Linked DNA regions of Homo sapiens: region 2 is linked to region 1. A link is an interaction called in ENCODE POLR2A ChIA-PET data of the cell type or tissue named here. Cell type or tissue: MCF 10A. All regions are shown on one strand. Each heading gives the region's core, and the rest is flanking DNA. Links, peaks and the distances in the headings are about the cores only. Region 1 has its middle 13 kb from the start of UAP1-DT. Region 2 overlaps DDR2 (discoidin domain receptor tyrosine kinase 2).

Region 1 (4,394 bases), core at 148-4,147:
GAGAAAACAAAAGCAATCAGAAGAGAACTTTTACAAGTTCCCACCACCACACCCTCCCATGTACTTGTATCTGCACCCATATTTTTATCTTATCTCTATGTGCTTAGGATAAACTGTCCATGGTTCAACCCCTCTACCTGTGTGCTAGATCCCATCCTTTCATGCCCACTCAAGGACATCGTTCTGGGGCTTGAATTATTTAATTTTTTAAAATTTAATTGAGACGGGGTCTCGCCATGTTGCCCAGGCTGGTCTCAAGTGATCCACCTGCCTCATCCTCTCAAAGTGCTGGGATTACAAGTGTAAACCACCATGCCCGGCCTTGAATACTTACTTACACAATTAACATGTCTTTAACTGAATTCCCAAATGATTCCTATACACCTCCAAAACTACCTGCTTCCCTCCCTCAGTCTTCCCTATCTCTATGGTTTCTCAGGCCAAAAATCTTAGAGTCGGCCGGGCGCGGTGGCTCACGCCTGTAATCCCAGCACTTTGGGAGGCCGAGGCGGGAGGATCACAAGGTCAGGAGATCGAGATCATCCTGGCTAACACAGAGAAACCCCGTCTCTACTAAAAATTAAAAAATTAGCTGGGCGTGGCAGTGTGTGCCTGTAGTCCCAGCTGCTGGGGAGGCTGAGGCAGGAGACTGGCGTGAACCTGGGAGGCGGAGCTTGCATTGAGCCGAGATTGCGCCACTGCACTCCAGCATGGGCGAGAGAGCGAGATTACGTCTCAAAAAAAAAAAAAAAAAAAAATCTTAGGGTCATCCTTCACTCCTTTTTCTCATACCAGATCCAATCTACAGCAAATCCCATAGGCTCTATGTTCAAAGTACATCTAGAATCTGACCAATTCTCAATATCACTTTCTCCCATCATCATTTCTTACCTGGATTACATAACGGCCTCCAAACGAGTCTTGCTGCTACCCTTGCCCTTGTTTTTATCTTTTCTTTTCTTTCTTCCTTTTTTTTTAAAAAATTGAGATGGGGTCTCACTGTTGCCCAGGCTCGTTTCGAACTCTTGGGCTCAAGTGATCTTCCAGCTTCAGCCCCCCAAAGTGCTGGGATTACAGGCGTCAACGACCACACCTGGCCCCCTTGCCCTTCTTAAAGCCATTCTCAATACAATAGCCAGAATGATGATCTGTGGATTTATATTACCCTTGTGCTCAAAACACTCTGATGGCTTCCTATCTCAACCAGAATAAAATGCAAAATCATCAAATGACCCACAAGGTCATCTATGCTGTCCCACTCCACCTGGCCTGCTCCTTCTCTAACTTCTCCCTTTTATGTTCTCCATAGCCTGCCCTGATTCACCAGACTCCAGCCACACTGGAGCTTAGAATTTGTCCTGAGGGCAGTGAGGAGTCCTTGAAGGGTTTTTCTTTTTCTTGTTTTTTTTTTTCGTTTTTTCTTTTTTGAAACAGAGTCTCACTCTGTTGCCCAGGCTGGAGTCCAGTGGTGTGATCTCGACTCACTGCAACCTCAGCCTCCCAAAGTGCTGGGATTACAGGTGTTAGCCACTGTGCCAGATCCCCTGAAGGGTTTTTAAAAGCCTCCATTTTGTCTTCTCTGCCTATAAAGTGGGACAAAATACAGACAGTTAATATGACAGGCCTGCACCTCCTACAATACCAGCCCCTTATGTGATAAAACTGTTCTGATTGGCCTTGCTGACCCAGCAGGGGCACAAAGGGTCCCTTAGTAGCCAAGCTGGTGTTACTTGAGACTCCTTTTTTATTTTCCTTTTTGTGATGAAAGAAAGATTAAAAGCAAAAAAAAAAAAATCAGTTAAAGACCTGAAGCTTTTAGGATTTTCAAAAGAAAAAAATAGATTATTTTTTAATTTTACAGATATTATAAACATTAAAATTCGAAACATACAAAGGAGAGAAAGAAGGGAAGGAGGGAGGGGGAATAAGGAAGAAAGGAAGGCCACCTTTTGGGCCTGGCACATAAAACAATTCCTATTAAAGGTAGTATTTTTCCTTATAGAGTTGAAAGTCTAAGTACTTTTAAAAGACTATTTACTATCCTTGGCAGTGTTCCTCCCCAGGGAGAGAGAGGAACAGTGTCTTCTCTGAAATCTTGACTTCACGTAGCACACCACACCCTGCCCCAGTTGAGCTCATTTCTCACCCACAAGTTTTTGAAAAGACGCCCTGGGGTTTGCTCATGAGCCCAGACCTTTCTGGCATCTCACTGAAGTAACTTCTGACTAGATTTGTCATGATCGTAAGGCTGTTTTAAAGAGACAATTTAGATTCTTCTTTTGACGGAATATATTTCATTGCACTGTATTCTCAACAGTTAAAATGAATGCATGATAAAATATAAACAGGCCACCCAAGAATAAAATAAATCCTTTTGACTGAAATAAACATACAGACTTTTTTCTTTTCCTCACCAGATTATCTCATTAAATTACATCATGATGGAAATCTACAGATTTTTTTTATATATATGGTGTTTGTTTTTTTGTTTGTTTGTTTTTGAGACAGAATCTCTCTGTTGCCAGGCTGGAGTGCAGTGGCGTGATCTCGGCTCACTGCAACCTCCGCCTCCCAGGTTCAAGCAATTCTCCTACCTCAGCCTCCCAAGTAGCTGGGACTACAGGTGCATGCCACCACACACAGCTAATATTTGTAATTTTAGTAGAGACAGGGTTTCACCATGTTGGTCAGGATGGTCTTGATCTCTTGACCTCGTGATCTGCCTACCTCAGCCTCCCAAAGTGCTGGGATTACAGGCGTGAGCCACAGCACCCGGCATTTGTTTGTATTTTTAAAAATCAATTTGTCCTTTATTTATTTATCATTTAACATTATTCCATTAGTATTAGGTTTTATGCGGTTCTACTGTAACTCCCAAAAAAAAGTTGTGATAGTTTGTTTGGAGGTAGCCATTTTGTTTAAATAACTGTCTAAAATTGTTATTTATTATTAGCCATAGAAAAACATGACTTTAGGCCACAATTTAGTACACAATAGTAAACTGCTAAAAAGCAATTTAGGAATATGAAAATATATAGTAAATGGAACTTTCCAAATGGCAGTTGTGAATTTTTTTTTTCTTGTTCTATATTGCCCATGTCAGAGTGCAGTGACTCAATTACAGCTCACTGCAGCCTCAAACTCCTGGGCTCAAGTGATCCTCCCACCTCACCCTCCCAAGTAGCTGAGACTCCAGGTGCATGCCACCACGCCTGGCTAATTTTTATTTTTTTTATTTTTTGTAAAGAAAGGTATTGCTTTGTTGCCCAGGCTGGAGTGACTCTTTGATACAGCACCTGATTATAGCTGATTTGGATAATTATTAGAATAAGGAAAGCCTACATTTAAATTAACAATGTGAAATATTTTCAATTATGTGCTTAAATTTTTTTACCACAAAAGTTAAGGTAATTTTCTAATAATTATTTTGTTTTTTTGTTTGTTTGTTTGTTTGTTTTAGACAGAGTCTTGCTCTGTCACGCAGGCTGGAGTGCAGTGTGCAGGAGTGTGATCTCAGCTCACTGCAACCTCCGCCTCCTGGGTTCAAGCAATTCTCTTGCCTCAGCCATCTAAGTAGCTAGGACTACAGGTGTGCGCCAACACACCCGGCTAATTTTTGTCCTTTTAGTAGAGACAGGGTTTCGTCATGTTGGCTAGGTTGGTCTCAAGCTCCTGATCCACCTGCCTCAGCCTCCCAAAGTGCTAGGATTACAGGCATGAGCCACCATACCCTGCCCTGATATTATTTTCATCTTATAGTTCAATAAACTGAGGCTGAGAAATGTCAAGTAGCTTTTTCAAGGTCTCAACTGTGGCAGATTTTGAATATGAACACATCTCTCTTACTACAAATTTCATACTCTTAATCACTGAATTCATATATCCAACCATTTATTTTCCAAAACAGTAAATACTCTGTCCAGCACCCATTTAGATAAATATTGCAGAGTAACATCTCAAAAAGACAATAATGGGCCAGGCAGGATGGCTCACACCTGTAATCCCAGCTCTTTGGGAGGCTGAGGCAGGTGGAGCACGAGGTAAAGAAATGGAGACCATCCTGGCCAATATGGTGAAACCCCATCTCTACTACAAATACAAAAAATTAGCTGGACATGGTGCCATGCACCTGTAGTCCCAGCTACTCGGGAGGCTGAGGCAGGAGAATTGCTTGAACTTATTTTGTATTTTTAGTAGAGACGGGGTTTCTCCATGTTGGCCAGGAGGGTCTCGATCTCTTGACCTCGTGATCTGCCCTCCTCGGCCTCCCAAAGTGCTGAGATTACAGGCGCGACCCACTGTGCCGGGCCCCTGGAAGAAACTTTCTAAGTCATCATATCCTACCTCCCAACCAATGCATGAATCATTTCTTTAACATCTCTGACAGATAAAGA
Region 2 (4,394 bases), core at 71-4,070, 130 kb before region 1:
TAAAGGAGTCCATTTTCCTAAATGCCATTCTAAAGATGACTAAGGTCATTGAACTGAATCCTAAATGCCATTCCAAAGATGACTAAGGCCATTGAACTGAAGTCTTCAACAAGAAAGAAATGAGCTGAACAAACCAGGAGGTATCATGTTACTCGACTTAACTTCAAAGTATACTGCAGGGCTGTAGTAACCAAAACAGCATGGTGCTGATACAGAAACAGACATATAGACCAATGTAATTGAATAGAGAGCCCAGAAATAATGCTGCATACTTACAACCATCTGATCTTCAACAAAATCAACAAAACCAAGCACTAGGAAAAGGACTCTCCATTCAATAAATGATATTGAGATAGCTGGCTAGCCATATGCAGAAGATTGAAACTGGACCCCTATCTTATATACCACATACGAAAATCAACTCAAGATGGATTAAAGACTTAAATGTAAAACCTAAAACCATAGAAACTTTGGAAGATAACCTAGGAAATACCATTCTGGACATAGGACTTGGCAAAGATTTCGTGATGAAGACACCAAAAGCAATTGCAACAAAAACAGAAATTTACCAATGAGAACTAATTAAAAAGATTTTGCACAGCAAAAGATACTATTAACAGTAAATAACCTACAGAATGGGAGAAAATATTTGCAAACTAGGAGGGGAACAACAGACAAAGACTTAATGTCCAGAATCTATAAGGAACTTGAACAAATTTACAAGGAAAAACCAAACAACCCCATTAAAAAGTGGGCAAAGAACATGAACAGACATTTTCAAAAAAAGACGTACATGCGGCCAACAGGCATACGAAAAAAATACTTGACATCACTAATCATTAGAGCACTGCAAATCAAAACCATAATAAGATACCATCTCATACTCATCAGAATAGCTATTATTAAAAAACAAAACAAAACAGATGTTGGCAAGGTTGAAAAAAAAACACATAATCTGCTGGTGGGAGTGCAAATTAGTTCAGCGATTGTGGAAGGCAGTGTGGTGATTCCTCAAAGAACTAAAAGGAGAATTACCGTTTGACCCAGCAATCTTATTATTGGGTATATACCCAAAGGGCTATAAATTGTTCTACCATAAAGACACATGTTCATTGCAGCACTATCCACAATAGCAAAGACATGGAATCAAACTAAATGCCCATTAATGGTAGACTGAATAAAGAAAACATAGTACATACACACCATGGAATACTATGCAGCCATAAAAAAGAATGAGATCATGTCCTTTGCAGCAACATGGATGGAGCTGGAGGCTCCATACTGTCAAAAATATAACTGAGTTCTTGACTTAAAAATATGATGGTCATCTGTGTCTCTGAAAATTTGTGTGTTTCTCTTTCCATGTCAGAGAACATGATCTCATTATCCTAAGCAAATTAACACAGGAACAGAAAACCAAATATCGCATGTTCTCACTTACAAGTAGGAGCTAAACAAGGAAAACACACGGATGCTAGGAGTGGAACAACAGACTCTGGGGCCTACTTGAGGATGGTCAGTGGGAGGAGGGAGAGAATCAGAAAAAAAAAACCTATTGGGTACTGTGCTTATTACCCAGGTGACAAAATTACCTGTACACCAAATCCCCATTACTATATGACAAACCTGCACAGATACCACTGAAACTAAAATGAAAGTTAAAAAAAAAAAAGAGCTAGTGAGTGTCACTCTTGTAAGAACATGCCTTAGTACTGTAGACACCACACTGTCAAAAATATAACTGAGTTCTTGGCTTAAAAATATGATGCTTATCTGTGTCTCTGAAAATTTGTATTTTCTCTTTCCATGTCAAATTATTTCAAGACCTCTTCAGGACCCTCTCCCTGATGTGCAGGTCTCCAGGACTCTGACTCCACTGAGTGCCACTCACCAAGTCCAGCCTGGAGTTCAGTGGCTGGGCAGTTTCTCCACCTCACTGGTCTCTGAACACAACCTACTTTGTTGCCCGAGGGAGCCTTAGAAATTGTGCCACTTTGTGAGGACAGACGGTTTTACGGGAAGATACAAGGTTACCTGGGGAAGGCTAGTCTATCTGCCCTCCAGGACAAGCATGGCCAGATTTGTGGGAAGGAATGCATTCTGGGCAACAGACCAGAGGGATTACTCAGTGACTTACTCCGTGACCTTGGGCCAGTGATTCCTCATTTACAAAAGAGGACTTTGGATTAGATGATCTTGAGGGTTCCTCCCTGCTCTAACTTTCTGCAAGACTGTTTCTAGTGCTAAATCCCAGAGGATGTATTTGAAAGAGATAGACACATCAGGTAGGACAGACCTTTAGCAACCAAATATTAATAACAGCTCATTTTAACGTGTTTACTCTGCGTCATGCACTGTTTTAACACTCCACATACATTGCCTCACTTAATCTTCACGGTAACTTTATGAGACAGGAATTATTATTATCACTAATTTATGTATCAGTAAACTAAGTTCAAAAAGTTACTTAACCTGCCCAAGGTCACACTAGTAGGTAACAGAGGTAGGTAACTAGTAGATAACTAGTAGGTAACTACCAATAGGTAACTAGTAGGTAACAAAGTCAACTCTTTAGCTCAGCCAGTTTGACTCCAGAGCCATGTTCTTCACTGCTGCTTCACGTTGAAAGATCTGTCTGCAGAGCTCAGCATCTCCCATGTGACCTTTACTGACTTTCGGTTTCACCAAATTCACTCTCCCTCTTCCCTACAAGTTGCCCAAATTCTTTATGGCTTCCCTTGTACAAAGTTTAAAAAATAAAAAAAAATAAAAAATAAAAAAACCTTTGCTCAAGTCCCAGCACATAGGTATAAATAATATAAAATGGGAGAGGCAGTATAGAATTGTATATAAAGTAGATGTGAAAGCTGAAAGCTGAGGGAGTTACATTCATATCCAGCAGGTGGGGAAGTGGTTTAGAAAGTAGAATAACTTCCTGGATCCCTGAAATCACTGACTGCCCAAAAATTCATAAACACCTCCTCCACATTTTCACTTGTTTCTGCCTGGTTCCCAGGTGAGGGTTGCTTGGGAGGTGCTGTTCAGTTCCAAGATGCTAAATTAAAAGATGGAGACGAGTCACTCAACCTGGGGAATGTAGAAAAGTCAGGAGAAGAAAAGCTAGAAGTCCTCCCTTGCATCCCCCCACCTATTCATGTAAGAGAGGTTCCTCTGTGCCTCCTCTTTTTCCTGGGGTTATCCACGACAATGAAAAATCCACTGGGAAAAGGCATAAGAAGCCTGAGAAGATCAACTGATTTATCCATGAGTAGAGCATTGCAAACTGTAATCAGCTATTAAATCCATTGACAAATAAAATATTAATTGAATGCCAACATGTGCAAAGCAATCTGGAGATATAGGGTACTTGCCCTCTTGACTAAGTCTTCCACAGTAAACCCTCAGTAAATTTGAAGTTTTCCACCAAGTGACAGAGCAGCATTTGGAAGTGGCCCCCTGGGGTAGGAAGCATCCTGCCCGGACCCTTAGGGAGGAAAAGAAAAATGCAATAGTTTGAGGAAAGCAAAACCTCTATCCTCACCCCAACATGGGCTTGGATCTCAAGTATGCTATTATCGTTTTTCCTCGTGTGCTCCTGGGATCCAGCTCACAGCATCCAAAGCTGGAATCAACCCAAACTGGCCACATCTCGCATAATATTGTTTTTGGTTCACCCTCTGTGATTGGCCAAAACCCCGTGAGCACAGAGGAAACACTGTTTCCTTTTGACCACTTTAAACCCTTTTATTTCTCATAGGAAGGGCATTGACTTTTCCACTATAAAGAAAATAGAAAACTGAGCATGGGGCATCACAGGGAAGGGAAGTCTGCAGGGCGTGCTTGTTCGGAGCCCAGGCTTTGAGTTCCTGTTTCAGCTCTCTACTTTCTAGCTGTGCAACTTGGCAGGTTACTTATCCTTAGTGAGCCTCACTTCCGTCATCTGTGGAAGGGGTGGATAATATTTACCTCCTAGGAATTTTTTAACTCCAGGGACTTTTAAAAACATTGCACATAAAATCACTGGCTCCCCCAAAGTATTTGGCACTGTGCCTTGCACACAGTAGGTTCTCAAGAAATGGTAACTATTATTGCTGTTGTTTCCAAAATGTGCAAGAGGCAATGATGAGATTTTGCTTTGGAGTCTATGTTTGAGCTTAATAAGCTATAAAAGTGTGCCTATTCTTTTAGTTCGTTCAACAGACATTAGCTGAGAACTTAGCATGTGCCTGAATGAGCTAGACTCTGGAGATAAATGATACATAACATATTTTCTCCTCCTTCAGGATTTCACAGCCTAGCAGGGGGTAAAGTATTATATAAACTAATAACAACAGTGGTGTAACAATTGTTGTAGAGGAAAGTGCTGTGTGGGCATAAGGAGGGAGAAATTAATT

Evidence for each region. ChIA-PET counts read pairs that join two places held together with the same protein. Peaks named below come from ENCODE experiments on the same cell type or tissue, not always from the same donor. Only the 100,000 strongest peaks of a DNase experiment are listed, where the experiment ranks them.
Region 2: POLR2A ChIA-PET joins it to region 1 with 6 read pairs; 2 of 35 experiments call an interaction of 5 or more read pairs at or near these places.

The regions. Positions count from the first base shown.
Region 1 is chr1:162,546,141-162,550,534 of GRCh38, reverse strand. No RefSeq gene overlaps it. Among named protein-coding and RNA genes, the nearest start is that of UAP1-DT, 13 kb to the left of the region's middle. In MCF 10A, for the core only: no CTCF peak of the experiment used is centred there; a DNase peak (open chromatin) is centred at 2,144.
Region 2 is chr1:162,676,324-162,680,717 of GRCh38, reverse strand. The region is part of intron 2 of DDR2 (discoidin domain receptor tyrosine kinase 2); the gene reads right to left. Among named protein-coding and RNA genes, the nearest start is that of DDR2, 46 kb to the right of the region's middle. In MCF 10A, for the core only: no CTCF peak of the experiment used is centred there; a DNase peak (open chromatin) is centred at 2,087.